Regions from separate parts of the Mus musculus genome. Here region 1 is linked to region 2. A link is a loop called in an ENCODE intact Hi-C map of the cell type or tissue named here. Cell type or tissue: heart. All regions are shown on one strand. Links, peaks and the distances in the headings refer to the core of each region. The heading gives the core; the rest is flanking DNA. Region 1 overlaps Mucl3 (mucin like 3). Region 2 has its middle 22 kb from the start of Gm4577.

What was found. Hi-C counts contacts between places; a loop is a spot of excess contacts. Peaks named below come from ENCODE experiments on the same cell type or tissue, not always from the same donor. Only the 100,000 strongest peaks of a DNase experiment are listed, where the experiment ranks them.
Region 1: it touches region 2 in a loop (7-fold over the local background); 27 of 42 quality-filtered maps call a loop at or near these places.

The regions. Positions count from the first base shown.
Region 1 is chr17:35,627,381-35,642,509 of GRCm38, reverse strand. It overlaps Mucl3 (mucin like 3), which reads left to right. Exons shown (of 3, transcript NM_001033366.3): 2 at 3,887-5,154; 3 at 5,525-6,755. The coding sequence ends at 5,677. Among named protein-coding and RNA genes, the nearest start is that of Gm9573, 8.3 kb to the right of the region's middle. In heart, for the core only: CTCF peaks have their summits at 6,719 (motif pointing left) and 8,290 (motif pointing left); DNase peaks (open chromatin) are centred at 5,908 and 6,579; H3K4me3 peaks cover 869 bases; H3K27ac peaks cover 743 bases; H3K27me3 peaks cover 1,553 bases.
Region 2 is chr17:35,718,374-35,733,502 of GRCm38, reverse strand. No RefSeq gene overlaps it. Among named protein-coding and RNA genes, the nearest start is that of Gm4577, 22 kb to the right of the region's middle. RefSeq lists an enhancer at 11,718-13,650. In heart, for the core only: a CTCF peak has its summit at 7,708 (motif pointing right); a DNase peak (open chromatin) is centred at 7,722; H3K4me3 peaks cover 533 bases; H3K27ac peaks cover 3,229 bases; H3K27me3 peaks cover 648 bases.

The DNA of each region.
Region 1 (15,129 bases), core at 3,619-11,618, 92 kb after region 2:
GTATAGACAGAAAAGCAGAGTTCCCACATCTCTAAGATGTTAGAGATGGGGCAGGAGGGGAGGGGGTTAATTCTGGAAGCTCTTGGGGCATAACAAGCAGCATATTCTTCCAAGAAGGCTCAGCTAGGGGTAAAACTAGGTGGAGGCTCCTACCCCGAGCTCAGGATCTCGCTGGGGTCCCATGGAATGGCAGGGGCAGGGGTTGAGACTCTTTTGTTGTTGTTGTTTTGTTTTTCGAGACAGGGTTTCTCTGTGTAGCCCTGGCTGTCCTGGAACTCACTTTGTAGACCAGGCTGGCCTCGAACTCAGAAATCCTCCTGCCTCTGCCTCCCAAGTGCTGGGATTAAAGGCGTGCGCCACCACGCCCAGCTGAGACTCTTTCAGTGCCTCTGACAGCCTTTATTTTACAGAGGACTCTGTTGGTATCCCGACCTGAAATCCATGCTCCTCCTACCCAGGGAGCTGAAGCTCCCTGAAGTCTCAGCTTCCCTGTCTCTGAACTTACCTGCTCCTCTTTCCCCGCGTCAGCGGAGGTCTACCTGGTGCCAAGCTGCTGCACAAGCAGAACAGATCTGTAGGGTCGCAGAGGAGAAAGCTCGTGCATTAGAACACAGGAGAAAGCTCGCTATAGTCACCTGGAGATTTTCATCAGGACAGAAGGCAGGATTCGGCAGGAGTAAGGGGCGTGGTCAGGGAGGGCTCTTGGAGCATGGCAGCGGGGAGGGGGGTGGGGGTGGGAGTAGGAGAGGGGCAGAATGCAGGGAGAAGATTCGGGGTTCACAGGTACATCTGAGCGAGTTGGTAACATGTAATGAGGACAAAGTATGGGCTGTGAGCCAGGGCTGGGCATATGTCTGGGTTTAGCAGAGAAAGAAGTCAAGGGAGGGAGAGAAGAGGTCACCCAGGGTGGGTGAAGCCCCTGGAACACTGTTCTGGTGTGGCTCAGCGTCTGTCCATGATACCTGTTTGCCCCCAGAGGCAGGTTGGTGCAGAGGTCCAGAGCCTGCACACAGCATTAAATCCTGCACACAGCATTAAATCGTGCACACAGATTAAATCGTGCACACAGATTAAATCATATACACAGATTAAATCGTGTACCTTGCGACATCACTCGTTAACACAGGAGATGTCACTCCTGGGTCTTTCAACCTTTGGGAGTCACAAGTAAATTTGTTGTTTTTTCTCTTTTCCTTTTTTCCTTAATGTACATAGTGGAAGGCAGTGTGCATTCTAAAGTCTTTTTTCTTCTCTCTCTCTCTCTCTCTCTCTCTCTTTCTCTCTCTCTCTCTCTTTTAAAAGACTGATTTATTTATTGTATGTATGTGAGTTCACTGTCCTGTCGCTGTCTTCAGTCACACCAGAAGAGGGAGTCAGGTCTCATTAAGGATGGTTGTGAGCCACCATGTGGTTGCTGGGAATTGAATTCAGGACCTCTGGAAGAGCAGTCAGTGCTCTTAACTACTGAGCTATGTCTCTAGACCGTCCTCATAGCTTTAGACAGCCCTACTTCTGTGGTTTTTCTCTTCCCTTTTGGGATTTCTATGTCAAACTGGGTCACAAGAGCTGCTTGAGGGCCCTTCCCCCTCCTCAAGAGACCAGGCTGGCCTTGAATCTTGATTTGACTTGATATGCTCTGACACCCCCTCTCCCTTGCTGGGTGTCCCTGAGATTACTTAACCACTCTGAACCTTGTTTCCTTGGGTCTAAAAGTTGGGAGAACAGAAAATAATTCTCACCCTCAAGAGGTTCTTGAGACAAATAGATGAGGCTTTCAGGAAATACTCAGCGAGAGTTACCAGTGCTATTGCTAAGGGCTGGCCACTTTTTCTGCAAGGTTCTAGTTTCATCGATGGAAAAATGCAGGAGACTCACAGCTTCTAAGAGCCTGGTGAGGTGTGGAAGCCCAATCATGAAAGAATGTCTCTAGGAAGAAATCACACGCCTTTAATCCCAGCACTCGGGAGGCAGAAGCAGGTAGATTTCTGAGTTCGAGGCCAGCCTGGTCTACAAAGTGAGTTCCAGGACAGCCAGGGCTATACAGAGAAATCCTGTCTCGAAAAAGAAAGAAAGAAAGAAAGAAAGAAAGAAAGAAAGAAAGAAAGAAAGAAAGAATTCAAGTGCTTGACTTACTGCATTAGCTTTCTGTAACTGTAACCAAGTACCTGTGATTATCGAATTCTGAAGATGAAAGTTTTGTTTGAGGTCATAGTTTTTGATGAGTGTATCCATGACTGTTAGCCCTGGTGCAGCCCATTCAGATAGGAATGTATGGGCGGGCAAAGCCAGTCACCGATTGATTGATCAAGAAAAAGGCAGAGAAAGGAGCTGGCCTCCTAATGGTCCCTTCAAGGGTATGCTCCAGTAACCCAACTTCCACCCACTGAAGGTTCCATCACGGTGCCAAGTTGGGGATTAAGCATTTAACCCCTTTGGGGGCAGTCTAGATCTACTCCGGCACCTGGACAATGGTGCTCCCAACAACTGAGAGGAAACTTCTGTCAAGGGAAGAGGAGAATGGAGTGACAGGGAGCCTTGCCCCTGGCAGCTGAAAACTCAGTTTCCCTCTGGGGCACCGGCTTCTCTATTCTCCTCAAGCCCTTGTCAGATCTTCCCATGGTTCTCTCTAGGCCTGAATACCCAGCCCTGTTCTCATCAGTGGAAAGGTGGGTGGATCTCAGTTTCCCACCACTAGGAATGGGTCCAGATTCTAGGTGCCACCTTGAGCTGACAGTGTTGACAGTTTCAGTTACAAGTCTACTTCCTGGCAACCTCCCAGTTCTCATTCTTCAGGCCAGATTCGGAAACACATCCTCTGTTCCTATCTAGGTGTTTTGTTTTGTTTTTTTTTCTTTCACTGAATTAAGGCCCGTATCTGTCCACTGATAAGGGTGTTTTCCTTCACACCCTGTCCCTAAACAGAACCCCTCCCACAATCCAGCTGCCTGGCTCACCACCGTCAGGACCTGGCAAGGAGAGACCCTTTTCCGTCAAAAGAAATCACCGTCATCTATTCCCAGACATATCTACAAAGAAGGGGACCCAATGGGGTAGACAACACAGGCTGAACTACTGTATTCACCTCCCTCCACTCAGACCAAACTCTGTCACCCACCAGGATGGAAGTTTCCGTCTTTCTCCCTAACCATCTTCTGTCTTCTCCTCTTCTCACAACCTCTCTGCTTGAGTTCTGCTAGGAGTTTGTCTCTGTTTCTCACATCACGTCATGTTTGGGTCAGACCCGGGATATTACAGAAAGACAAACGGCTCTGATATGAATTTAACTCCTCTCAGTTCTTCCAAGCAAAGGGAGTTCTAGTCTATGAATTTATAAACCCTAAAGGAACGTCCAACAACAGAATACCAGTCAACCCCGGCTCTGAAAAACTTCTAGTTGGATAAGGGGCGGGAGTGGGGGTTGGGGGGAAGAAGTCACTAGTAACAGGCACACAAGCAGCTGAAAGGTGATTGGAAGGTGAGCGTAAAGATGGTTTTGATTGACAGTGCATCAGCCAATGGGAGGACCGTAGTAGTCTAAGTACTGCCCACAGGAGATTGTAACGACCAATGAGAGATGACACTAGGTCTTCTCGTCTTAGAACCAGGAAAGATGCCAGAACGCTGAGAGGAAATCTGAGGAATGCACGTGGAAAGGAGAGGGGTATACATTTTTCCCCGCTGAAAGTACAGTTCAAGCAAAAGTTCGGCATCTAAAGGGGAGGATGGGGTTGAGCAGTGTGATATTCTAATGAGCCTTCCTGAGGCGACAGCTGTGCATCCAGGGATGCCTAGTACAGAGGCAGGCAAGAAATTAGGGAAGTTCCTTATCTCTCTCTCTCTCTCTCTCTCTCTCTCTCTCTCTCTCTCTCTCTCTCTCTCTCCACAGGTGCTAACACATTTCAAGAACTTCAAAAGACTGGCGAACCTCCAAAATTCGATCACTTACTCCCTCTTACTCAGGGTCTTACTCATAGAGCCTCTTCTGACCAAAAAACCTCAAGGCAACATCCTCCAGACCTCCCTGAGGCTACAGCAACCCAGAAGGCCAAAAACCAGTGCAACACCACTCGCCTTGTCAAACCAGTGCACACACCTCTAGACAACGCCAAAGCCGCAGACTATGGAAACACCACTGTCCGTCATGAAATGCCTCCGGCTTCAGAGAAGGATCTCAGCAGTCAAGGAAAACACCTAATGGCCAGGAATGAGCGCTCGGCTGACGACCCCAGATCCACTACCTCAGAGAACGGGTCAGATGGAAAACGTTTGACCTCAGCACCCAGGAGAAACACAAGCTGTATGCCTTCAACAAGGCGAACCAGCTTAACGACGAAATCAGGTATGAGAGCGAGTCCCATGGGGGCCAGTGCCAGCTTAAGGACCACCTCACAGAAGCCCACAACTTTCCATGTCTCAGAGCTCATTAGACAAAGTTCTTCCCCAGTGTATGCCACAGAAACCCCAAGGACCTCATACAACACCCTAAAGACCCTAACAACATCAGGACCTGAACATCACACAATTCCGTTTGCCTCAGACAAGTCTGTCCAGATAACTACAGAACACATTAAAGAGGCCACATCAGCTAGCGAGATCACAAGAACCCAATCAACATTCACCAAGTATGAAGGAAAGACCAGCCCAGCTAGTGAGAGTAGCTCGCAAGCCCAGGTGCTTCCCATAAAACATCATACCACATCGGCCAGTGAAAATACGATACCGGTCTCAGCAAAGTCCACACCATCTACCGAGAAAGCTACAAAACCCACAGCGAGTCCCACCGTATTCCAGAGGAAAACCATAGTAGCCACTAAGACTGTAAGAGCCACAAGAACCTCTGAGAGAACACCAGTATTCTTGGAGACCACACAACCAGCCAAAGCCACAGAAGACAAGTCATCTACTGTCCCTTCTCATGTCCATAAAACGGAGACCATGCACCAAGGGACAGTTGGCTCTTTGACATCCAGAACGAACCTGGGACTCAGCACTTCAGAAGCTCACTACCCCCAGCAGAGCACCCACAGCTTGCCTGGAGGCCTCCATGCTGCTGGGGAAACAGGGGAGAATAATTCATTCCCTGTGTGGGCTATAGTTATTGTGATCCTTATGGCTGTGATTATCCTGCTGGTTTTCATTGGCCTGATCCTTTTGGTAAGGGCAGTGGGACTGGGGGTGGGGGGGCGGCAGGGAGACACAAGAGATGGGGATTGACGAATGATTAGAAGTTAGAGAGAATAATGAGCTGCAGTGGAATATGGGTCTGAGAGAGAAATCTGGGGATTTGGTAATAGTTTTGGGAGTGAAGGCGGGGATACCAAGACAAGGGGACCAGGGCAGAAGTGGGTTGTAGGTGAAATCTAGGACTCTGTATTTGACCCAGGTTTGGAATATGGACCAAAGCTTGGATAGAATCTCGGGGAAGGAGAAGGACAATGGCACAGAATTACGGAGAAAAGCCCTGAGGGTGGTTGAGGGAATTGGACTGCTGGCAATGGTCTTACTCCTCTGTCTGTCACCTCAGGTCTCCTGTGCATCACGAGCACGCCATGTACTGACCCAGAACTCAGAGGAGCCCGAGCCCCAGCCTGAAGACAAAGGGAGCCGCAATTCCTACCCAGTTTACCTGATGGAGCAGCAGAATTTGAATCTAAACCAGATCCCTTCCCCACCATGACCGCGAGACCTGCATCCCCAGACCTTCCAGGCTTAGCCCCTTTCCTGGAAGATGCATTAGATTCCGAATTCATGAACTCAGAAAGGGCAGCAAAAACTAACAGACAAAAGCTGTAGCCCCCATCGGCCATGCTCCTAACTGACTAGCTGAGGAACAAGGCGGTAAGGGCAACAGACGAACATTTGGAGGAGAGAGAAGAAAGAATAACTCAAGTACTCTCCATAGAAAGTGATGTAAGAATAGCATTGATGGACAGCAGGGGCGGGACCAGTACAGGAAAGGGCGTGGCTTGGTGAGGCATCAGCACCTCCACATTCCAAAGACTAGTAGGACCCTGGGTCCCAGGAGGAGTGAAGACAGGTGCTCAGGTTTAAAAACTGATTTATAGTAATTATGTCCACCCCTACCTAAGATGCACACACTTCTGAATTCTTGAGATACCAGATATGTTTAAATTGTTTTTAGTTTTTAAAAAGGGCCCCAAAATAAAGGAAGATTGAACTATTTTCTTCTCTACTCTCTCTTCTGCCTGGAGAGAGAGAGAGAGAGAGAGAGAGAGAGAGAGAGAGAGAGAGAGAGAGAGAGAGAGAGAGAGAGAGAGAGGGAGAGAACCCCTACCCTGCAAAAGGTTACAAATTCCTCCACCCCACGCATAGCTCTTCCCTTTTCCTCGTGAGTCTCTTGGTTTTTCTGGATGTCTGTGGTGGGTTTTCTGTCCGTGGGTGGGTACACACGGGGGTTTATGTTTGCCTGCAGTCTCATCCACTAAGCCTCATCCCCAGCCTTCCCCGGTGGTGCATCTTCTCAGCACTTGGCATTTCTCCATCTTTACCGAAAGCGCGTGCTGGCTTCAACTTGCGGGAGTCACCGTCGTCACTCAGCCCACATCCCCTCTCCTCGCTCTCCACCATGTTCTGACTTTCCTTCTCACAGGCGGTTCATCTATGTGTGCTTGGAAGATTTTCTTTCCAATTTAACCCGTTTCTTTACCTGGTGCGCAAGACGAGGAGCGGGGAGGAAGTGGATAGAGGACAGGCGCCCTCTGCTGGGCTTCTGTAATAAAGCATGATGTATTTCTAAAGTGTGGACTGTGTGGATTCTCAGAGAACTAACTCAGGTCCCTGGCTCTGTGGTTTTATGGGTAACCTTGGACAGAAAAGGTTGGAGGACAGGACTAAGGAGTTCTTTGAAGGGCCAGAGAGAGCGGAGACAGAAATTCTATTCTTTCTAAAAGGTTTCTGGGTTTAGGCAAAAGCTCAGGTCAGTTCACTGTGGATTTATTTGCATGGGGCCAAAATGAGGAGGGTGGGGAATTCGGACTTGATAAGAAAGCTCTGTGTGTGTGTGTGTGTGTGTGTGTGTGTGTGTGTGTGTGTGTGTGTGTGTGTGTGTGTCCTTGCCCGCCTGCACATATGCAATTACCCTCAGAGGCCAGTAGAGGGTGACAGATTCTTCTGATGCCAGAGTTACAATTGGTCCTGAGCTACCCAGTGTTGGAACCCAAACTTAGGTCTCTGAAGAGCAGTGCATGCTATTAACTGTTGGGCCATCTCTCCAGCCCCATACACCGCATTATTAAACATCCATTATATATAGTGTGTTGACATACACACAGAAAAAAAAAACACACACACACACACACACACATAGGGCAATGTTCTCGCCTGGGACACAAATGCAGGAACGCTAGAAGACTTCCACAAGAGTCATCACAGGAAGTGCTGTGCAGAGTAAATAACCTGGATAATGAAATCAATATTTATAAGCAGCCATGTCTCTCTGTTAAGATACCAAAACCATGAGTCCCACAGAACCTCACCCATCATCCACAGAGACTTGATGTCCACTGACCCTGGAGAAAGGTGCCTGAGAAGGCATTCCAGTGCGTCACAGGCCTTCCGGCCAGACTCCAGCCTTAACCAGGCAGCAGGGTCACGAGGCCATCATTTCTACTTTTTCTCTCTCCTCAGTAGTCCCTGCCCTGTCATGGATGATCTCAAACTGTCTGGGTTGCTTCGGGCCAGAAGGACTCTCTGGATGTCCCATCAGGTGACAGGCTCTGCTGAGGGCAGGATGGAGCTGGGCTTCAGAGATGAAGTATCTCAGGGGCCGGAGGGACCCCAGACTTAGACCCCTCGTGACGTCCATGCTAGGTTGGGACTTCTGGGAGAAAAGAAGGTGTGTGATTTTCAGTTGTTCAGGTCGGTGTGACTCAGCATAGCTATGTACAGGGAGTACCCTAGGATGGATGCTAAAGCCCTTAGCCCACTCCTGACCCTGAATTCCTCCAACTAGACCACGACAATAATAGTAGTAGGTAATAATAACAGCAACCTTTCCTCTAGAGTCTAACCATCTTGTCTCTCTTTGCTAATTATTACCCTGAAACCCACAGGGAAGTCCTTTAATGAGCTCAGGGCTGGGCCCACTTGAAGCATAGCTAACTGATGAGCAGCTCTGCAGGGAATGCACTTGCTTTCTGCATGCCTGTGTCCCTGTGCCTCCTGGAGGTCACAGCAGGAACCTGGAGTGCTCACAACCCAGAGGGCAGGTCCCAGAGCCTGGGCTGGTTAGCAAGCTGCAGCTTTTCCTTCTCCTGAGGCTCCACCTGGTGGGTGGATCCTGGACTTCCTTTTCAGAGCAGAGCTGGGCTCCATTCTCCCTGCATAAGATCTGCTAGGTCAGTTTCTGCCTCCATCACAGATGGGGCAGCCTGGATTTCTCTCCCACAGCCAAGCCAAATGCATAAAACTACCTATTCTCAGGGCTGTGTTTCCACGGATACCAGTTGATGTGTTTATAAAAGGATAAAGAGAAGGGAGATCTGTTCCATGGAGGTATAGTTAAGTATGGGGGAAGGGGGTATTTCAGTAGGTCCTTGCCAAGGCCTCCCTTCCCCCTGAGGGATCAGCCACACAACGATGGTAGAGTATAGAATAGAGTTTATTCAGGGCGTGGAGAGGGGAGTTAAGAGGGTAGTTAGTAGAGGCAGAGAAAGAGAGAGAGAGAGAGAGAGAGAGAGAGAGAGAGAGAGAGAGAGAGAATGAGAGAAAGTAAAGAAGACCAGCCATGAGCATGTGGAGAAAGGGGGGAGGGGGGAGGGGACAGAGTGGGAGCAAGAAGGGAAGTGCAAGGGGGGAGGAGGGAGCAAGCAGCACCTTTTATAGTGGGTCAGGCCTACCTGGCTGTTGCCAGGTAACTGTGGGGTGGAGTTTAGACAGAATGCCAACACTAGTCAATCCTCCCATCCCACTAGGGATTCCTCCTGCCCTAAAGCTCTGAAACTGCCCATTGAAACTGAATCTACAGGGCCTTTGTAAAACCACTCGTGATCACCTCGTTCACTGCCATGGTGTCTGGTGTCTCCTTGCCTTCCACACCCTCCAGAATCACCTTGGTACACGCCCACCAGGCTTCCACTACACGATGTGAGACCATAGCAGCTTCAACAGCTTCCATCTGTATCATATCCTCCACCGCAATGTCTGTGCCAATGAGGGTCTCCGGCACACTTCCTGAGGCCACCACTGTCTCTGAAAGAACCCTAGTTAGTGTCCCCACCACTCTGAATACTGGCAAGTCTTCCTCTGCAGCATCTCTGCTCCAGTTCAGGTTCTGAGGCTACTAAAGCTTTTACTAGAGACCCTGGACAATGGCAGTGTCCTCCACAGAAACTAGAGCACCTGATAGAGCCACCACTGCTTCTGTTACCTATCATGGCTTCTGAAAGAGACTCCATGAATAACCTCAACAGCTCCAAACACCTCTATCCTGGACACAGCATCCCCAACATAGTCCTCAGATGAGAAGGACCAGACAGTCCTTCCACTAACTGAATACCTTTCTCAAAGACCGGATGATTTCCCTTATAATAGGGCCAGTATCAATACACACAGTGTATTTAGTCAGGGTTCCCTAGAGTCACAGAACATATGGGATCTCTCTATATAGATTAAGGGAATCTGTTGGAATGATTTACAGGCTGCAATCCAGCTAACCCAGCAATGGGCAGCTGTAAATGGGAAACCCAAGAATCTAGTAGTTGCTCAGTCCCACGAGGCTAGGTGTTTCAGCTGTCTTCTACAAGCTGGAATCCTGAAGACAAAGGTTCCGACAGATGTGCTGGCAAGTAAATGCAAGCAGGCAAAGAAGAGAATCTTCCTTCTTCCATTGTTCTTAGGTCTCCAGCAGAAGGTGTGGCCCAGATTAAAGGTGTGTACCACCACTCTGGGACCTAAACTATTCCTTACTTAGAACTTGCTCTGTCCCAGGCTGGCCTTGAACTCAGAGATCTGCTTGCCTATGTCTCCTGGGATTAAAGGCATGCCCGAGCCTAAGTTTTTCATGGCCACTGTGGCTCAAGATCAGGATCAAAAGCCTGTTGTCTTTCAGCCTCAAGATCTGGATCACAGGTGTGCCCTCCATTTCTGGATTGCTGTTCACTCCAGATATAGACAACTGGGAATAGCCATCAGACATACACCCCACAAACAGGGTCAGACCAGCCGGATATTTCACCCCTGTCCCACAGTTCTCTAGTTTCAGTTGCTATGTGTGTTATAGGACTGAGTTTTTGCACAGTAAGTGAGAATATGTGGAAAAAGAGAAAAAGCATCATTTTAGTATCCAAATAGATTTTTGGTGACATTTATATAATTTTTTTTTGAGACAGGGTTTCTCTGTGTAGCCCTGGCTGTCCTGGAACTCACTCTGTAGACTAGACGACTGGCCTCAAACTCAGAAATCCACCTGCCTCTTCCTCCCAAGTGCTGGGATTAAAGTCGTGTGCCACCACTGCCCAGCAAAATTAATTTTTTATAAGTTTTTATTACATGCATTTACTGACTGCAGGAGGTGGGATGCATGCGCCATGGCTCGGACACGGAGGTCGGAGGAAAACTTGGAGAATTAACATTATTTCCTTATACCATTCCAGTCTTGGGGATTAAATGCCAGTCCTCAGGCTCAGCAGCTGGCACGTTTGCCCGCTGAGCTGCAATATATCTTCGTAAATCTTGAATGCTCTAGAGTGAACAGGGCTGTGGTTCAGGTAGGTGTACCTCTAGACTGCGACATAGACTCAGTTGCCTTCAAAACCACACAGTCTCATGTAGGCCTACCTTCCCGTTCCTGCCTCGACTTCCCTCCATGATTGGCTGTAACCTGGAGCTGTACACTGAATAAACTCTTTCCTCTGCTAAGTTGCTTTTGGTCAGGGTGTTTTGTCATAGCAACAGAATGAAACAATACTATGTAATGGAGTGGGGGGTCCTCTCTGAAAATATCCTGAAGGAGAAGAGATGGCTGGTAGGTCTCCAGGGAATGTGGAGTTGGCAGGAGAGCCAACAGTGCCCAAGGTAAAAGGAGACTGAGCCAGCCATGGTGACACACACCTATAAAGCTAGCACCCAGGGGCTGTAGCTGGAGGGACAGGAATTTGAGGGCAATGTAAAGTGACCCTAGATAAACAAACAAACCTGGATTGACATAAAACATTAAAGAAGAACAAGGAAGCAAAAAGAAACCCATAGAATTTGAGCTTAAGTTATTTTAAGCTTCGTGGACCAGTCCAGGTGGCCTGTCTAGGAGTGGGTCCTCACTCAAATCTAGAACCTGCCCTGCAAATATAAACTAAAATGAAATTCATCCCTCCTAGGAGGAAATACAAGTAAAATTGCCTGTCTCTTGGTATGGTACAGGGAAGGGTAAGAAACACATGCCTGTAAAAACAAACAGTACATTCAACAGTATTTAATATAACTTTCAGCTAGCGTCACACACTGAAGGTCACTCGCAAGACCCTAGTCCCATGACACTGGAGGCTCAGCCTCCTAGAGTCGAGAAATCTTACATAAAAGACTTGGAATTTGTTTATTTATTGCTATTGATTTCTTTGAAAAAGGGTCTCACATGTAGCACTGTCTGGTCTGGAACTCACTACACAGGCAAGGCTGATCTTAAACTCACAAAGATCTACCTGGGTCTGCCTCCCAAGTGCTAGGATTAAAGGTATAAGCCATGCCTGGTCCTTAGATGACTTGGGCTGGGATCAAAGCCTTCCACACGCCCCACCCCCACCCCAGCGTGCTCTCCATACTCTGTAGCACCAGTAAAGTTCCTGTTCCCATGCATGCCCACTTACCATGCATGGTAATGCAGAAACGCGGTATTTACTTTGATTTTATATGTGTGTCTTGCCTGCAAATACACCACATGAGTGAAGTACCCCAGGATCCAGACGAGGATCCTGGATCCCCTGCAACTGGAGTCGTAATTGTCTGTGAGCCATCTTGTGGATGTTAGGATCCTAACCCGGGTCCTTTGGAAGGACAGATAGTGTTCTTAATTTCTAAGTCATCTCTTCAAGTCCTACAAAGGGTGTTTTAAAAATAAAAAATAAAAGCAACAGACTCAGCTTGGTTAAAAGCATTTGTTGTTCTCCCAGAGACATGAATTCAATACCCAGTACCCACAGAGGCAACCCAGCCCCAGGGATCCAGTACCCTTTTCTGCACCACCCCACACCAATAAGTGTTGTTCTTTGATACAGGGTCTCTCTTTGTAATCCTGGCTGTCCTGGAACTTGATTTTTAGGCGAGGTTGGCTTTGAACTCACTGATATCCTCCTATCTCTGCTTCCTGAGTGCTGGGATTAAAGAGGCATACCACCATGCATGACATAAAATTGTTTTTTTGTTTTTTTTTGTTTTTTGTTTTTGTTTTTGTTTTTGTTTTTAAGAGGAGAAGATGGGACCAGGTGTGGTGGTTCATGCCTTTACTCACATCACTCACGAGGCAGAAGCCGGGAGATCTCTGCGAATCTCTGTGAATCTCTAAGGCTATCTTTTAAAGAATCCTCCAATGGCCATGCCTGTGTGTGTTAGGGAAAACATGTGTGTGCTCTCTGAGGAAGGCCATTCCTTCAGCTCGGCTTTCAGAGAACGTTTACCGTCGATATACTCAGGGAAATCCACACAGTGTCAGATATCTTAAGTGTAGAAAGACAACAGGAGAGAGAGCCAAGGAGGAAACAAACAAAATCAAGCTGGCTCGGGTCCATAAAGACTTTCACTGTTAGAAACATTAACTGGGGGCTGGAGAGATGGCTCAGTGGTTAAGAGCACTGACTGCTCTTCTGGAGGTCCTGAGTTCAAATCCCAGCAACCACATGGTGGCTCACAACCATCTGTAACAAGACCTGATTCCCTCTTCTGGTGTCTGAGGACAGCTAGTGTACTTACATATAATAAATAAAATTTAATTTAAAAAAACCATTAACTGTAGAAGCAAATGGGTTTAAATGTGTATGTCATGGCTTCATAGCTGCCCACAAACATCCATGGGCAGCTTTAGGGTCAGCTTTAGGGTTTTTTGTTTTGTTTTGTTTTGTTTTTTTGAGGGGTGGGGGTTAGATGTGTTTATTGAGACAGGGTTTCAGGTAGCCTAGATTGACTTTGAACTTACTGTGTATCTGAGGCTGGTTTTGAACCCCATATTCTCTGCTTCCCCCTCCCGAGTCCTGGTATTCCAGGCATGTGCTATCACACCCAGTTAGATTGACCAAATTGTTTTCCTCAGTTTCTCTTCTGTATGACAATGTTCAGCTGTATGACAATGTTCAGCTGTGTGACAATGTTCAGCTGATGGCACATAAGCCAGTAATGTTGCCTCTCATGAAGGAAAAAGAATAAAGTAAAATTAAAGCCAGGTAGCTCTGTGGTGGTGGGAGGTCTGTCTGGTGTGCAGAAGGCTCAGGGTTCCATCCCAAGCACTACACAGACACAAAAGGAAAAGCAATTGTTGGATCTAATGGTGTATCTATGTCTAGCACTGGGGAGACTAAAGAGGGGATCGGGGTCTGTAGTTTGAGGCCAACCTGGGCTACACAGCAAACCCCCATCTCAGAAAGCAAATTCCCAGACCACAGAAGACAGAATGAAAGTGCTTATGGCATTAGTGCGTGACCTGAAAGATGAGTCATGGGAATTAATAAAGTGCTCCGAGCTTCCTGCTTTGAGGACGAGTAGAGAGATTAGTTACATTTAGATTCTGATCAGTACACACAGTACGACTTTTGCAAAGTAGCCAAATCAAAACTCTGAATTTGCATCCAAGATCCCCACTTCCGGCTGAGTCTGGATTGGGCTGGCAAGGTCTGTTTCTTAGAGAGCTACCAGTTTTAGAACAAGGGCTGCTGGAAGACTGGAGCCTCTTGTCTTAGTTTCAGGAGAGGCCCATCATGGCCACACTGGTACTCACCTCTGAGTCTTATGCAGCGCGCCACGTCCCTTCCTGTCTCAGACCCATTTGTTCCAATCTGTTTCACATCTCCAGATACCTGCCAGCTTTCTCACAACAGGTCTTATTCATGAAAAATGTCCACTCACCTGCATACTGACAGGCAGAAACGTTTCCTCTTGCTTGAGTTTCTCCCCTCTCACAGGCTGACTAACCAGTGGCATCTGTCATCCTGGCATGTGGTATCCCTTCCCCATGTCCCCCAAAACCCTCTGCTCATTTGGATCTGTCCACTCACACTCATTTAGCTGACCATGTGTGCTCTGAGCTGGCAACATCCAAGTGTCCAGACCAAACTCAATGCTCATAGAGGATTCAGACTGTTTGTCTTCCATTAAACTCAGATGCCGAAAGCAGAGCCTGTGACTTACCATGGTGTATACTATGGAAAAATGCCTTGTTGGGAAAGGTGAGGAGGGTCCTAGGTGGGAAATCTCCAATGGAGGGGCACATCCATGGTTGAGAGTCAAGAGGTCTAGGGGGAGGTGACTGGCACTTCGAGGAGGGTTGATGCTTTCTTCATGATTGGGGCTTTCTCGGTCTGGAGAGAACAGGGAAGGATCAGAGAACCTAGTATATTCCTAAAAACCCTTTCTTCATTATCTCAACTATGTGATTCATTCCACTCACAAGAGCTTCTGCCATGACATCATCCACCATGACATCATCCACCATGACATCACCCACCATGACATCATCCACCATGACATCATCCACCATGACATCACCCACCATGACATCACCCACCATGACATCGACCATCATGTTCCAATGAATAGCTTTCACCAGAGCCAAGCATTGGGGGCTGTCTGATCTTGGTTTTTAAGACTCCTAAAATATGAGCTAAAGCAACTTTTTTGTTTTTAAGCCTCCAGTTTCAGCCATTGCCCCAATTAATAGTAATTGTCAACTTGACACAGCCTAGCATCATCTGAGAGAAGTCTGGATGGAGGAATTACCTGGAGTATATTGGCCTAAAGGTATACCTGTAGGATATCTTGATTGTTGATACAGAAGGGTCCAGCCACTGTGGGCAGCACTATCCCTATGTAGATGGTCTTTCACTGTATATGGAAGCTAGCTGAACATGAGCCAGCAAGGGAGCTAAAGAGTGAGAGAGAAAACACAGCCTTTCTGTTTCTGTTTCATGGTTT
Region 2 (15,129 bases), core at 2,967-10,966:
AGAACAACGCACATAACCTCCCAGGCATTTTGACTTTACCTTGACTCTCAGCAGAAAGGAGCAAGCTGGATCCTGGTGTGGGTGTGGGGGGCTTCAGCCCTTCCCCTTGGCCCTTCATTTTCCCTCTCTTTATCTATTTTATGTCATGCATATGGGTGCTCTGTGGTATGTATGTCTGGGCACTACTCTCATGCAGTGGTCCCAGAGGCCAGAAGAGGCCTTTGTCTTCTCTCATACATCCTGGTTCCTCTTGCTGCCTCAGTCTTCCATAAAACAGACCCAACCCCCAACCCTAGGGAAGGAACCTCTTCTCTAGGATCAAACTGCAAAGTGATAGAAAAGTAAGACTAGAAAATGCAAAGTCAGGTATGGCGGCTCAAGCACTTGGGAACCGAGGCGGAGGAATGCCACGAGTACCATGCAGTCAAAGAAGCTCGGCCTACAGCATGATACCTTGTCTCCAAAAGAAAAAGAGCTAGAGAGACAGAGACGGCTGCCCCAGCAGTTAAGAGCACTTGTTGCTCCTGTAGAGGACCCAGTTCAGTTTCCAGCCCCCGTGTGGTGGTTCCTAGCCACTCACAATCCAGTTCCAGTGGCCTACACACCAGGCACGCACACGGTGCCCATAGGTTGGGGCAGGCAAACGCTCGTGCACATAAAAAACCTAAAGCAAGGAGAAAAAAATTAAGCCTTTCTTCCTCTCTGATCACTTTGCACATCCACAGTAAGGAGGGTTTCCCACACTCGTCTGGGAGCCTTCTGAATGGCTAGTGGCTGGCCTGTGCCCCTCCCATACTCAGGTGAAGCCATCTGGCTGGGACCACTGGCTCATTCAGGCAGCCTGGGGAATCTCTCTGGGGCAACTGTTCTGTGGTACTCTGTGTCTTCATTTTATGATTGTCTCCTATTGGCCTCTGGTGATGAGACCTGAACTAACTAACTCTGTGAGTGTGTGTGTGTGTGTGTGTGTGTGTGTGTGTGTGTGTATGTGTGTGTGTGACCAAGCCCACTCAGTCAGTCAACAGGTTCTCCAGTGCGGGAGTCGGGATTAAAAAGAAAAAGGACAGTTAGACAACATTGTAGGGTGACCCCAGTCAAGTCTGAGACTGAAGGCAAATTTTTATTTTCCAATCCACTTTTTATATCTGTCTGTCTGTCTGTCTCTGTCTCTCTCTGTCTCTCTCTCTCTCTCTCTGTGTGTGCGTGTGTGTGTGTGTGTGTGTGTGTGTGTGTGTGTGTGTGTGTATACACATGTACCAAATGAAGACTCAGGAGCCAGATGCTCTGGGGAAAGCCTGCTGGCTCAGAGAGGCAGAGAAAGCACCCAGCTGACCTTCCTCCGTCACTGATGTCCCAGAAGGAAAAGCTCCCTCTCCATGCTGTCTGTCTTAAATACCCTTCAACTCAAAGAGACTGCTGTTTCTCTTTCCTGGGTCATCTTATGTTCACTCCCTGTCAGCTGGTTGCTTCTCTGCCTCTTGATCCATGGCTGACTTTGTTTAGCTCGTGTTTACAGAAAGCTCTGTGGTAAAGGTCTAGGGCTGAGCCACATCACAACAAGCGTTTTTTTTTTTCCAGTTCACAATCTCAGGGTTCACAGTGTGATCAAATATCCTGCAACAGGAGGGCTGGTACACAGACATCATTCAGTAGGGCTGCTCCCTGGCTCTGAGCTTCGCTCCAGTGAGACATGGAAACACTAGGCATAGTTGCAGTTAAGTTTCCTCCAGGTATCTGTGGAGTCTTTAAGCAGCTGGGCGGGCTGCCGCAAAGGGAGTGATGATGGCTGACATCTGAGAGGCAGCTAGGCATGCAGGAGGGGCCCATCCAACCATTCACAGAAAGCACTTGCAAGGGTGTTTCCCATCAAGACTTGCCCCAAACTCGACACAAGACTCGCCAATTCCAGAGTTGGGTGTGGAGGTACATGCCTGAGATCCCAGCCCTTGGAAAGCGGAGACCCATAAGGACCTTTGAGTCTGAGGACCGCCTGCACTTCGTGAGATACTGTTTCAAAACAGGACCTCAAGTCACTCAACAATAGAACTAGTAATTCTTTCCATTCATTCATTCATTCATTGGGGAAGTGGCCAGGGCACCCCTGTGTCTTGGAGATCAGAGGACAACTTTCAGGAGCACTGCTGTGTCTTGGAGGTCAGAGGACCTTGGTTCTTGATTTCCTCTGAATGGACCCTGGGCAGAGGCTCATCTGGCTTAAGGGTAAGTGCCTCTATGAGCTGACAGCCCAGAGCTGAGGGACCTCACTACACTTACAGAGCAAGCACTGCTTGACTCTGCTCAGTGCCTCGGGTGCCTAAGCCACCTAAGCTGTTTGTTGAATGCTCTTTCTTTCTGTTCCACTGTGGTTTCAGGTTTGTTGTTTTGATTTTTGGTTGTCTCTGGGTTTAAGGGTGTACATCACCAGGTCCAGCTGTACTGGTGTTCTTTGTTTGTTTTGTTTTCTTTTGTTTTGTTTGATTCCAGAATCACTTGCTTTGAAATAAACATAATACCCTTGTTATCTTTCCAAGTGACTAGCATCTTTTGAGTCATTCTCTTTTCTTTTCCTTTCTTTCCCTTCCTTTCCTTTTCTCTTTTCTTTTCTTTCCTTTTAATTTTTTTTAATTGGATATTTTCTTTACTTGCATTTCAAATGTTGTCCCCTTTCCCAGTTACCTCCCCCAAACCCACTATCCCATCCCCTCTCCCCCTGCTTCTATGAGAGTGTTCCCCCACCCACCCAATCCTGCCTCCCCATCCTCGAATTCCCCTACACTGGGGCATCGAGCCATTGCAGGACCAAGGGCCTCTCCTCCCATTGATGTCTGACAAGGCTATCCTCTGCTATATATGCGGCTGGAGCCATGGGTCCCTTCATGTGTACTCCTTGGTTGGTGGTTTAGTTCCTGGGAGCTCTGGGGGAGGGGGGCGTCTGGTTGGTTCATATTGTTGTTCCTTCTATGGGGTTGCAAACCCCTTCAGCTCCTTCAATTCTTTTTCTAACTCCTCCATTGGGGACCCTGTGCTCAGTCCAATGTTTGGCTGTGAGTATCCACCTCTGTATTTGTCAGGGTCTGGCAGAGCCTCTCAGGAGACAGCTATATCAGGCTCCTGTCAGCATACATTTCTTGGCATCCACAATAGTGTCTGGGTTTGGTGACTGTCTATGGGGAACCGTTCTTTTGTCTCCAAGGCTGCATCTGCCTCTGGCCTTCACATTCTGTGGGCGGTTTTCTTAGCCACTATTTTCTGCCTACATTGCAATACTGATTTTTAGATGCTCTTTCCATCTCTGCACTCCTTCTTCTCCTCTCTCCTTCCTGTCTCCTGACTGCAGTTGCTGGCCCCAGAGGTAGGTAGGTGCCCAGGAGGTTTTGTACGGCAACTGGGACTCCTGGCCTGGGATGACCCTTGGGAATGACCCACAGAGCCAGGGAAGTGAAGCCCAGATGCAGCGGAATTCCCCATGGAAACTCATAGGCTCCCCCAGGCCAGTGTCCCAGGCAAGGAGTTATTTGTAATTTTTTTCTTTTTTTTTTAAAGATTCATTTATTTATTATATGTAAGTACACTGTAGCTGTCTTCAGACAATCCAGAAGAGGGAATCAGATCTTGTTATGGATGGTTGTGAGCCACCATCTGGTTGCTGGGATTTGAACTCTGAACCTTTGGAAGAGCAGTCAGGTGCTCTTACCCACTGAGCCATCTCACCAGCCCCCCCCCCCTTTTTTTTCCTGAAGATAGTGAAAGAGAGACAGGGAGAGGCAAATCCCAGCTTCTGATGTACTTTACTTATTTATTTTGAGATAAGGTCTCATATACCCTAGGCTGGTCTTCAAATCATCTTGTAGCCTGAGATGACTGTCTTAGTCAGGGTTTCTATTCCTGCACAAACATCATGACCAAGAAGCAAGTTGGGGAGGAAAGGGTTTATTCAGCTTACACTTCCATACTGCTGTTTACCACCAAGGAAGTCAGGACTGGAACTCAAACAGGTTAGGAAGCAGGAGCTGATGCAGAGGCCATGGAGGGATGTTCTTTACTGGCTTGCTTCCTCTGGCTTGCTCAGCCTGCTCTCTTATAGAACCCAAGACTACCAGCCCAGAGATGGTCCCACCCACAAGGGGCCTTTCCCCCTTGATCACTAGTTGAGAAAATGCCTTACAGTTGGATCTCATGGAGGCATTTTCTCAACTGAAGCTCCTTTCTCTGTGATAACTCCAGCTGTGTCAAGTTGACACAAAACTAGCCAGTACAATGATCCTGAACTTCTGATCCTCCTGTTTCTACTTCCCTGGTGCTGGGATGACGTGAATTCATCACCATGCTTAGTTCGGATGTTGCTGGGACTTGAACTCAGGGTGCTAGGCTTTTGCTGCAAGCACTTTCACTTACTGAGCCATTTACCGGCCCCCAACTTGGCTGTCTTTTGCTTGCTTTTTAAAAAAAGATTTATTTAGGGCTGGTGAGATGGTTCAGTGGTCAAGAACACCAGCAGCCACATGGTGGCTCACAACCATCCACAACAAATAAAAAACTTATGGGCCAGAGCGAGTGGGGCTGAAGCAAGAGGGAGAAAGGGAAGGGATTCATTTATTTCTATCATGCATGTATGGTTGTTTTTGCTTGCATGTATGTCTATGCATCATATGTATTCATTGCCTTTGGAAGGAAGCCAGAATACCCTAGAACTAGCGTTTTAGACAGCTATCAAGTGCCACATGGGTGCTAGGAATGGAATCTAGGTTCTCTGGAAGAGCAGGCAATGCTTTAGCTACTGGCCCATCTCTATAGCACCCCCTGCTCCCATTTTTCTCTCTTTTTTTTTTTTTTTTTTTTTTTGAGACAGGGCCTCACTATGTATCTCTGTCTATCCTGGAACTCTCTGTAACCCAGCTGGCTTCAGACTCACAGAGGCCCCTTAAGGATGGGGTATTAAAGGTATGAACCTGGCCCCAACATAGGGTTTTAAACTGTTTCCTCCTGCTCCTCCTGCTCCTCCTCTTCCTTCTCTCCCTCCTCCTTCTTCTTCTTTTGTTTACAAGACATAGTTTCGCCAGGCGTGGTGGCATACACCTTTAGTCCCAGCACTTGGGAGGCAGAGGCAGACAGATTTCTGAGTTCGAGGCCAGCCTGGTCTACAAAGTTCCAGAACAGAGTCTCGAAAAACCCTGTCTCGAAAAACCAAAAAAAAAAAAAAAGGCATAGTTTCTCTGTGTAGCCCTGGCTGCCTGGAACTCTGTAGATCAGGCCAACCTGGAACTTAGACATCCACCTGCCTCTGCCTCCCTATTTGGGGTTAAAGGTGTGTGCCGTCACTGCCTGACTAAGTATTTTTCTTTAATAGGGGGCTTCTCACTGCCATGTCTTAGAAGCTGCAGGACTAACTTCTCTGGCTCAGTAGCAGGGCATCTATCTCTGCATGGGTGTTAATTACTGTGGCTTTAAGCACCTTAACAACCTCCAATCACATGCAAATCTCTCCAGGCTCAAGTGGAAGGCCCGGTAGGGTAGCGGAAACTGAGAACCAAGGAAAGTATGTCACCCTCCTCCCAACCTGGAGAATGCATTTGAGGAGCTGTGATCTCCAGGGTTGTGCCAACATTTAGTCCCCGAGAGTCCCTGGCTCTCATGTGTGCTCGGGACCTCTCCTCCCTCAAAACCAGGGTGCCCAGGGTGTAGCGGAGTTCTAAAAGCCCAGTGAGTACATTGTCCAATGTTGCAAATCCTCCTTGATTTCGTCAATGGTTGCTTCCAGCAGAGGCCGAGCCCAAGAGCTGCCCCCTCTGGATGCCTCTTCTGACACACCCTTCTCAGCGGCGCAGGACAGGTGCTCCAAACAGGATGCTGCAGAGGCAGTGGGCCCTCCTTTGCAATATGCAGCAGGTTTGTCTTAGCCACAGGAAACAGATTCTAAGATCCCCAAGTGTGAGCAAACATTCCTGAAAAGAAGCCATGTCTGGCTGTGGACAAAAGGGCTCCTGGAAGGAGTTTCTGTGTCTCCAGAGACTGAAGGACAGGTTGGGGTTTCAGTGATGTGCAGAGATTGGACTGTTGTAGGTTCAGAGGCTAATTACTTTATCTGGGTTAGTTTTACCTTCTAGAACAGCCATTCCTTGCCCCCCCTCCCCCCGCTGTATCTGAACGTTAGTTATCCCCATGATAATAAATAAAAACCGCTTGGAAGCTACTAGCTCAGCGGAACACTAGCTTCCACCAATCCCAGAGCTAAGATGTCATCAGATAGCATCTTGCATCAGATAGCATCTTGGCCTAGAAAGTCTCCATGTGACTGCCTCGCTGTGTGCCTACCGATGTGTTTTCAGCTTATCTTGATTTATGACTTTGTGAATGGAAAAAAAAAAAACAAAGAAAAGAGAAAAGGAAGAACATGGCTGTTCCTGTGTGTGTAGATAAAAGGGGCCACTTAGCTAGAGGCAGGGACGTCTGGGAGAGCCAGTGTGAGCATGGCACCCTGAGCCAGGCCATGTGAGGAGAGGGGAGAGGCAAGAGGGTAGGCAAAAAAGTCAGGTAACCAAAATGGCTGAATTATATAGGAAGGGCAGGCCAGCCCCTGGGTTGGAGTAATTTAGGGTAGGGGGCAGGATATGCCAGCCATACCCTGTAACAGGTAGGAACCAAGAGATTCTGGGAGAACCTGCCAGCCAGGTCTGCTTTGATATGCTCAGTAGGCACCTCAGCAGTTTGTCCTGGGTTTGAGACCTAGCTCTCTGTTCTGTAAAACTATAAAAATGTTGGAACAGGGAATTTGGGAGTAACATAAATTTGTGTTCCTGGGCCACAGTCAGCCATAAAGTCTCCAGAATAAACTCTCTCTTATTGCTTTTCAGATGAAAGCTTTATGTCTTTAGGTTGTCACAGGGAATGTGTCTAAAGCCAGACAGTAACAGCCTGTGTGGATGCTTCATGTTTGCCTGATATATCAGGAGGAGGCCAGGAGTGTCAGGCCACTTAAAGCTTATGGGCTGCTCAATGGGTTCTGGGAAGCAAAATCCTGTCCTCTGCAAGAGCAGTATGTACGTGCCTGTGTGCCTTTAACTGCTGAACCATCTCTGCAGCCTCTAGCTTTTTTATTTTTATTTTATTTTTGTAAAGATAGGGTTACCTTGAATTCCTTCTGCCTCTATCTCTCAAGTTTTAGGATTCCAGGCACATGCCATCATCTGTTGCTTAATTGATAAACTAGGTACAATAAGAAATTAACAACAGCTAATCATAGGACAATTATAACGGTATCCCCTATAGGAGGCATTTAGAACTATGACTGTTTGTTTCTGGAATTCTCCACTCCATATTTTGTGGCGTGGCTGACACAGGAGCGTTTGAAAATGTGAAGACTAAAGCTTTAGATAAAGGGCAGCTACTGTACTGAGAATGAGGCCCCGTGCCAGGGACAGGCACAGTAACCCTGCGGTCCTGGCACCTTTTGCAGGGCGGGGATTTGGGCATGCAGCGGAATGGAGCCCTGTGAAGTCGTCTCAAAGTTACTTTAGACAAGCTGCATAGCCAGACTGTCTCCTGGGCCGCCTGTGCAAGTTTGTTCCAGAGGCCAGTTCTTCCTGGAACTGGGTGTCAGCTCAGGACAGAGAATGCCAGGAGTGAAAGTTGGCGCTGAAGGGAAAAAAATCCAGTCCTTCAGGAGATCTCAGATTGCATGGCTGCGCTGGGCGGGGCTTGCAGTTCAGAAGGAGGCCACCAGGGGACGCCCTTTCCACACTTCACACCTAGAGGGCACGCGCGCGTCTGTGTGCACTGCAAATGGCTTTTCTGTGAGTGCAAAGTCATGATTCAGCTTTCCTAACTGACCTATTCAACCCAGTCTTCTGCAGCAGCTTGGATCTGTCGCACTTCTGAGTTACACGTGCCTCTAGTTATGTAACACAACAACCCTTGACAATGTGCTGGGGAAGAGCAGTAAGGGCTCTCACTTTTCAAATGCCATTGGGACTTCTCCTTTGCTGTCAGGGTCACAGTACAGGGGTTGGAGACCCAGCAGAGGGATGAGACGGGTGCGGGTGCTGACCCATGAGCCCCTGCTTCTAGATGAATTCCACCACTCTCCAGAAGGTACCATCAGTGGCATTAAGAGGTTCAAGGCCAGCCAGACTATGGTGGCGCATGCCTTTAATACCAGCACTTGGGAGGCAGAAGCAAGTGACCTCTGAAGACAGCCTGATCTACAAAGCAAGATCCAGGACAGCCAAGGTTACACAGAGAAACCCTGTCTCAAACACTTCAATCTTTCCTCTCCCACCCCACACACACAAAAAAAGGTTGAGGACCACTGGCAAATTCTCCTTACTTCTGCCAGGTGTTATAGAGGCCAGGGTGGAGCTTCAGCAGTGTGGCTCAGGGCCTGTCAGGCTGACCTGCCCACCCAGCACAGGCGAGCGGAGGACATAAGGGCAGAAAATGGAGTGAGGGCTGAAGAGGCAGCCTAAGCCTAAGGTGACAAGCACCCGAGGGCCTAGCCCAGCTTTTGTTTGAATGGCATAAAGAGTGTCTTGCAATGCCATACACACTGTGCCTCTAGCAAAGCACTGCTCAGAGCAGCAAAGATGGTGTTGGAACACCATCCAGTAATACCATAAGTATTTCAGGATTATGGGACCTGAATGGCTCTGAGGATGCTTCGTTTTTCTAGAAAAGGACCATGTTCAATGCCGGTGCTACCAGACTGTCGATGTGTAGGGATGGGGTCTAAGTTGGGAGAGGATAGAGGAGCTGAGGTGCTGGATACCCTGCGGCGTCTGTGAGGGGGGCCGAGAGCCTGGATGGCAGTCAGCAGGTGAATGCTCACCTTGCGGCTTTTGCAAAGGGGAGACAGCTGAGTCAGTGGCAGGATGGAGGACACAGAAGGTGTTGTGATTATAAAAAGATAAAGAAATATTAAGTTATGTTCTAAGGGGGATGTGGGGAGGTGTGGGGGGAGGGGGTGTCTCAGCGGGCCCATGTCAAGGCATCCCTTCCCCCTGAGGGACCAGCCACACGATGGTATAGTATAGAATAGAGTTTTGTCAGGGTGTGGGGAGGAGAGTTAGGAGGGTAGCAGAGGCAGAAAGAGGAAGAGAGTAGGGAAGTAGAGGCTGGCCATGAACAGGTGGAGAGTGGGGGCAAGGGAATGGGTGGGAAGAGAGGAGGAGCAAGGGGGCAAGAGAGAGAAGCAGGGGTAAGAGAGGGAGGAGGGGGCAAGCAGCCCCGTTTATGTGGGCCAGACCACTGTTGCCAGGTAACTGTGGGGGTGGGGTTTAGACAGAATGCCAACAGAAGACACCCCCTTGCTGGGTCTCCTCAGCAAGCCAGGGCGAGGAGTCACAGCTCACGTTCTGCCAGGCATTCACAGTCGATGCAATAGCGTGGCTGTGACCTGGACACCTGAGGATCAAGAACACCCAGGATCCCTGTGTGGAGCTAATGTCTCTCACCCAGCATCTCTTTTTCATGTGTGCCTGGTGCCCAGGGAAGTCAGAAGAGGGTGCTGAATACTCTGCACCAGGAGTTACTGATGGGTGTGAACCACATGTGGGTACTGAGAACCGAACCCAGGTCCTCTGCAAGGGCAACAGGTGCACATGAACCCTCTGCGCCACCCCTCCAGCCCGGATAGTCTCCTTTTCATCTAAAGGATGAGAGAGATGGGAAGATGGCTCTGTGACCAAGAGCACTCACTACTCTGCAGAGGTCCTAAGCTTGGTTCCTAGAACCCACATCAGGGGGCTCACAACTGCTTGTAACTCCAGCTCCAGGGTTTCTTGTTTTTGTTTTTGTTTTTTTCGAGACAGGGATTCTCTGTGTAGTCCTGACTGTCCTGGAACTCACTCTGTAGACCAGGCTGGCCTCAAACTCAGAAATCCACCTGCCTCTGCCTCTGCCTCCGCCTCCGCCTCCGCCTCCGCCTCCGCCTCCGCCTCCGCCTCCGCCTCCGCCTCCGCCTCCGCCTCCGCCTCCGCCTCCGCCTCCGCCTCCCAGGTGCTGGGATTAAAGACGTGTGCCACTGCCACCCAGCTGCTCCAGGGTTTCTAACACCTCTTCTCAATTCCATGGACACCTGCTGTTGCAGTTTGAATATGGGGGGCCGCATAGGGAGTGGCATTGTTAGGAGGTGGCCTTGCTGGAGGAAGTGTGTCACTGCGGAGTGGGCTTTAGAGGTCTCCTTCCTCGAAAGGAAAATTATTTCGGATGGAGAATCCTTCGGTTAGTTTATTGTTGTTTGACAAGATCCCAAACTCACTGTACGGGTCCCAAACTGATTTAGAATCCCAGGCTGCTTTTGAGTTCTGAGTTTGAGCGAAATTATTACAGGTCTGGCTAACTCTGAAGCAGCCCCAGTAGGAATAAGAAAATTTATCAAAACCTGCTTAGGTGGGGTGGCTCATGCCTTCAATCTCAGGACTCAGTGGGTAGAGGCAGGGGGAATCCCCGTGAGTTCCACACCAGCGGTCAGAAAAGGGCATCCGATCTCCTGGAACTGGAGCTGCGGATGGTTGTGAGCTGTCTGTCACATGGGTGTTGGGAACTGAACTCAGGTCCTTCGGAAGAGCAGCCTGTGCTCTTAGCTGCTGGGCCACTTCTCCAACCCCGGTGTTTTCAAGAGTAAGTGGCCAAGAGCTGTCAAAGGCCTGAGGGATGTGGCGCTGGCGCCTAGCTCCAAATCCTTTCGGTTGTAGCTGGTGAGGAATATTTTAAAATTTCCCCTCCACCACCTTCTTGCTATCCCTCTCCAATCCCAGCATGCTCAGCAGAGGAATTTGATTTCCTGTTTCAGAGAAACGTTCCTGTTTCTGGGAAGCAAAGGGAATCAGGACAGTTCACCTTTGTGCTTGATATCTTCCTTGGTATTGTTTTCTGTTTTATTTTTTGATACAGAGTCCCGATATCTAGTCCAGGCAGGCCTTGACCTCATGGTAATCCTTCTGGCTCTGCCTCCTGAGTGCTGGCTGATTAAAAAAAAAAAAAAAAAACATGGGATACAGAACAGCGTGTAGGAGAAACTGTTCACAGACTCTTAGGTGCCAATCATTCTGCCAAACTGGTACCTTTGCAAAAGGGTTGCATGAAGCCAGGGAGTGTGGCTCATGCCTGAAGTCCCAAAACTCAGGAGCTGAGGCAGGAGGATTGCTGTGAGCTCCAACCTCCCCCAACCCTCATGGGTTACATAATGAGATATGATCCCAAAATGAAAGACTGAAGGAACACCACGGTTGCATGAAACAGGTGTTAGTTCCTGGCTGTGTCCCCTTCCAGGATCCCCAAGCTCCACTAAGCCAGACAGTCATCTTTGCACTCCACCAGCCCTCAGCTTGTGTGGTCCACATCAGCCTCAGGAGTTCTGCCCCAGGACAAGCCATCCAGAGCTCGAATGTTCTCACTGCCAAAATCCCGAGGTCTCCTGGTGGCACGGACTCCACTACTTGTCTACGTGAGGCTATTTGTGGACTCGGGAGTCCATGCCTGGCCAGCCACGGCTTGTCCAGGTACTCCCTACCTCCCACTCTGCTCCGTAGGGAGCCTCCCCTGAGGGCTTGCTGGGCTGTGAGCTGCGGAAGTAGGGACAGCTCCATGGCTTCCCAGAACAAGGACTCTTCCTCTTGGCTTCCCTCAAAGGCCCTGGGCTCTCTGCATACCTCCTATCACATGATCCTCACCAGACATTCCAGGCTCTATCCCACAGAAGCCTTCTGAACTCTGGCCTCCTAGGCCAAGGGAGTCCAAAGTCCTTTTTCTTCGTTTGTAAGTGAGGTCAGGTAAAGAAAAGAAAAGCGTAAATTACCTTCACTCACTCGGCCTCCCACAAGTCTGTGTCTTATGGTCAGAAAACTGCTGCCACTGGTGGTGCTGTGGCGGTAGCCCTATGGGAGTGACCTCAGCTCTGAACTGAAGGTGCACTGTGGAATGTCTTGAGGACATTTTTGTTATTTTTGTCTGAACAAAGTCTCATGTAGGTAGCCCAGGTTAGCTATGTAGCTCAGGATGACCCTGAACTGTTAATCTTCCTGACTCTACTCCTCAAGTGCTATGATTATGGATATGGGCCACCATGCTTGACTAGGACATAAAAAAATGTTTTTTCGGTGACAGGGGACCAAACTCAGGGCCTTAGGCTAAGCAAGAGCTCTATCAGTTCTGCTCCAGGCTCCGAGCCTTTGTACTGTCTTTCTTTTTTGATACAGAGTCTTAGTAGTTTCCTCAGCCTGACCTTGAATTCCTGGTCTCAAATAATCCTCCTGCCTCAGTTTCCCAAGATAATACAAACATGCACCATAGCACTTGGCCTAAGGGCAGCCTTAGAAAACATTAGTCATGTATATGTGTGGCTGAGTGAGTAAGTGTACGTTTGTGCTCTCAGGGTCCAAAAGAGAGCCGCAGACCCCAAAATCTAGAGCTGAACCCATTGTGAGCTGCTCTGGGGAGCCTGGGGGGAGGTGAAGGTCCCGGGCACTGCACTCGGGTCCTCTGGCAGAGCAGTATAGGCATGTCTCCAGCCCCACAAAGCAATTTTTGTTGTTGTTGTTGGGTGCCCAGTACAGCCAATGTGGACCCAAGAGGGAAGGAAAAAAAAAAAAAGAGTGATAAGAAAGAATGTGAAGGTGAAACAGAGCAGAAGACAGAAAACTAGTAGCGGTGGGAGGACTCACGCAGGAGTGGGGTGGGTCGCAGAGAGGAAAAAAAGAAAGGTGTGAGAGACGGTGGTGTCGAGGAGGGGGAGGAGGAGGGGAGGCAACGCAGTGAGGGAAAAAAGAAGAAAGGTGTGAGGGGCAGCCGTGGCGGGGGTGGCTGCCAAGCCCTGCCTGGAGAAGGCTGGCGTTCCCAGTCCCTGGGGGCTGGCAGTGGCCTCCCATCTCGCCTCCCTCTTCTCCCAGCGAGATGCTGACATCGGTCTCTGGCGCCTTCCCCATCTCTTTAATATGCGGAGTGTGGAAATGTGTGTTGCTCATTCCTCACAAGCAGCTGGAGACTGAGATAACTCCCTCCCTGGAATGTAGAGAATTTGGGGGTGCTGCAGAGAGGCAGAGAGCGAGCTAGCGAGAGGGCCTCTCGGAGCTGTCAGCAGGACCTGGACAGGATCCATCTCTGAAGGAGCTGGGCCTCAGGACTGGGGGAGGGGTGGATGGCAGTCTTAGAGAAGGGTCCCTGGGATACTGGTATGTGGTTATGCCTGTAGGGACCGTGCCTTAAAAAGATAGGAAGTGGGGACTGGAGAGATGGCTCAGCAGTTAAGAGAATTGACTGCTCTGCCAGAGGTCCTGAGTTCAATTCCCAACAACCACTTGGTGGCTCACAACCCTCTATGCGGGGATCTAATGCCCTCTTCTGGCATGCAGGTGGACATGCAGATAGAGCACTCACACATAAAATAAATAAATCTTAAAAACAAAAACCAAAGAAGTGGAAAATCGATGCTGAAGCCACACGCTCCCATCTTGCTGTGCAGTTGGAAACTGAGTGCCCCAGGGCCTTCTTTGTGATTTCTTGTCCCTCTCAGCTGAGCAGGGACTCTAATGTCCTCCTTATCCTTCAAGGTTAAAATTCAAGGACAGCAGCACCCAGGCCAAGGACCCATCTCTGTCCCCTGAGCAGCCCTATCTGGGGTGTCTGATGGCCGGGAGCCCACCTGACCCAGCCTCTCTATTCAGTCTGTCAACCCCTTTTGGCAATTCTCATAGACACCTCAGGTCTGTGACCCACAGCTGTTGCTCAGACTGTCGCCTTGTAACTTGAAACTATGAATGCTGGCCATAGGAAACATTTGTCAATTGCGGGGTAGGAGGGAAGATGTTTGTCCACTGTTGTGGTCTGAATCAGGCATGTTCTAATGAGCTCACGGGTTTGGTCCCCAGCATAGCAGGAAACGGGATAGCAGGGAGTGGAGCCTTTGGGGGTGGGGGTGGTGACTATATCACTCAGGTTCTGACCTAATAACTAGGGTTAATCCATTTATTTGCTTATTTTATTGAGATTATTTGTTTTGCTTTTCTAAGACAAGGTTTCTTTGTGAAGCCCTGGCTGTCCTGGAACTCGATCTGTAAACCAGGCTGGCCTCGAACTCAGAGATCCACCTCCTTCTGCCTCCCGAGTGCTGGGATTAAAGCTGTATGCCATCACAACTGGTGCTATGATTTTTGTTTTAAGACATGATCTTATATACAGAAGGCTGTACCATAGCTGACGACGACCTTGAATTCCCAATCCTCCTGCCTCTATCTCCCAAGAGCTAGAAAATAGGTGTACGCTACCTTGTCCGACTGTGGTTTGGCTTTTGATGTTGTTTTTTAAACAGCAACTCACTATGTGACCCATGCTGGTCTGGAACTCACCATACAAGCCAGGATGACCTTTGACCCAGGAAGCTTTCCTGCCTCTGCCACCTCAGTGGTGGGATCACAGGTGTGCCCTACCATTGACTTTTTTCTGTACCAGGACCTCACACTTTTGTTTGTTTGACCTCCCACTGTTTGGAAGGCTCCAATTCCCAGCATTAATTATTTATTTCCCAGAGCTCCTTTTGCCTTTTTTACTTTATGTTATAAACAACTATTTTTTTTTAAAGATTTTATTTATTATTATACGTAAGTACACTGTAGCTGTCCTCAGACACACCAGAAGAGGGCATCAGGTCTCATTATGAGTGGTTGTGAGCCACCATGTGGGTGCTGGGAATTGAACTCAGGACCTTCCCAAGAGCAGTCAGTGCTCTTACCTGCTGAGCCATCTCGCCAGCCCCAAACAGCTAACTCTCATTTATGTTATTCATGCTTTTGCACACATTCCACAGTGTGTGGTGAGGGTCAGAAGATAACTTTTGGGAGTTAGCGCTTTCTTCCCACCATGTAGTTCCCAGGGATTGAACTCAGGCCATACGGCTTGGTGGCAAGCCCCTTCACTGCCTGAGCCATCTCTCTGGCTCATGCTTTCCCTTTAAAAAAACAAACAAACAAACAAACAAACAAAAAACCAGCAAACAAACTGTACTTTAGGACGAACGTTGAGAAGTTCCCAGTGCTGAGTTCAGTCTCTAAATGAAGTTCATCCTTCACACACAGGACATCAAGGATCATCCTGCCTCCCAAGGGATCAAAGTCTCCAGGGTGCACACGGCCGAGGACACCC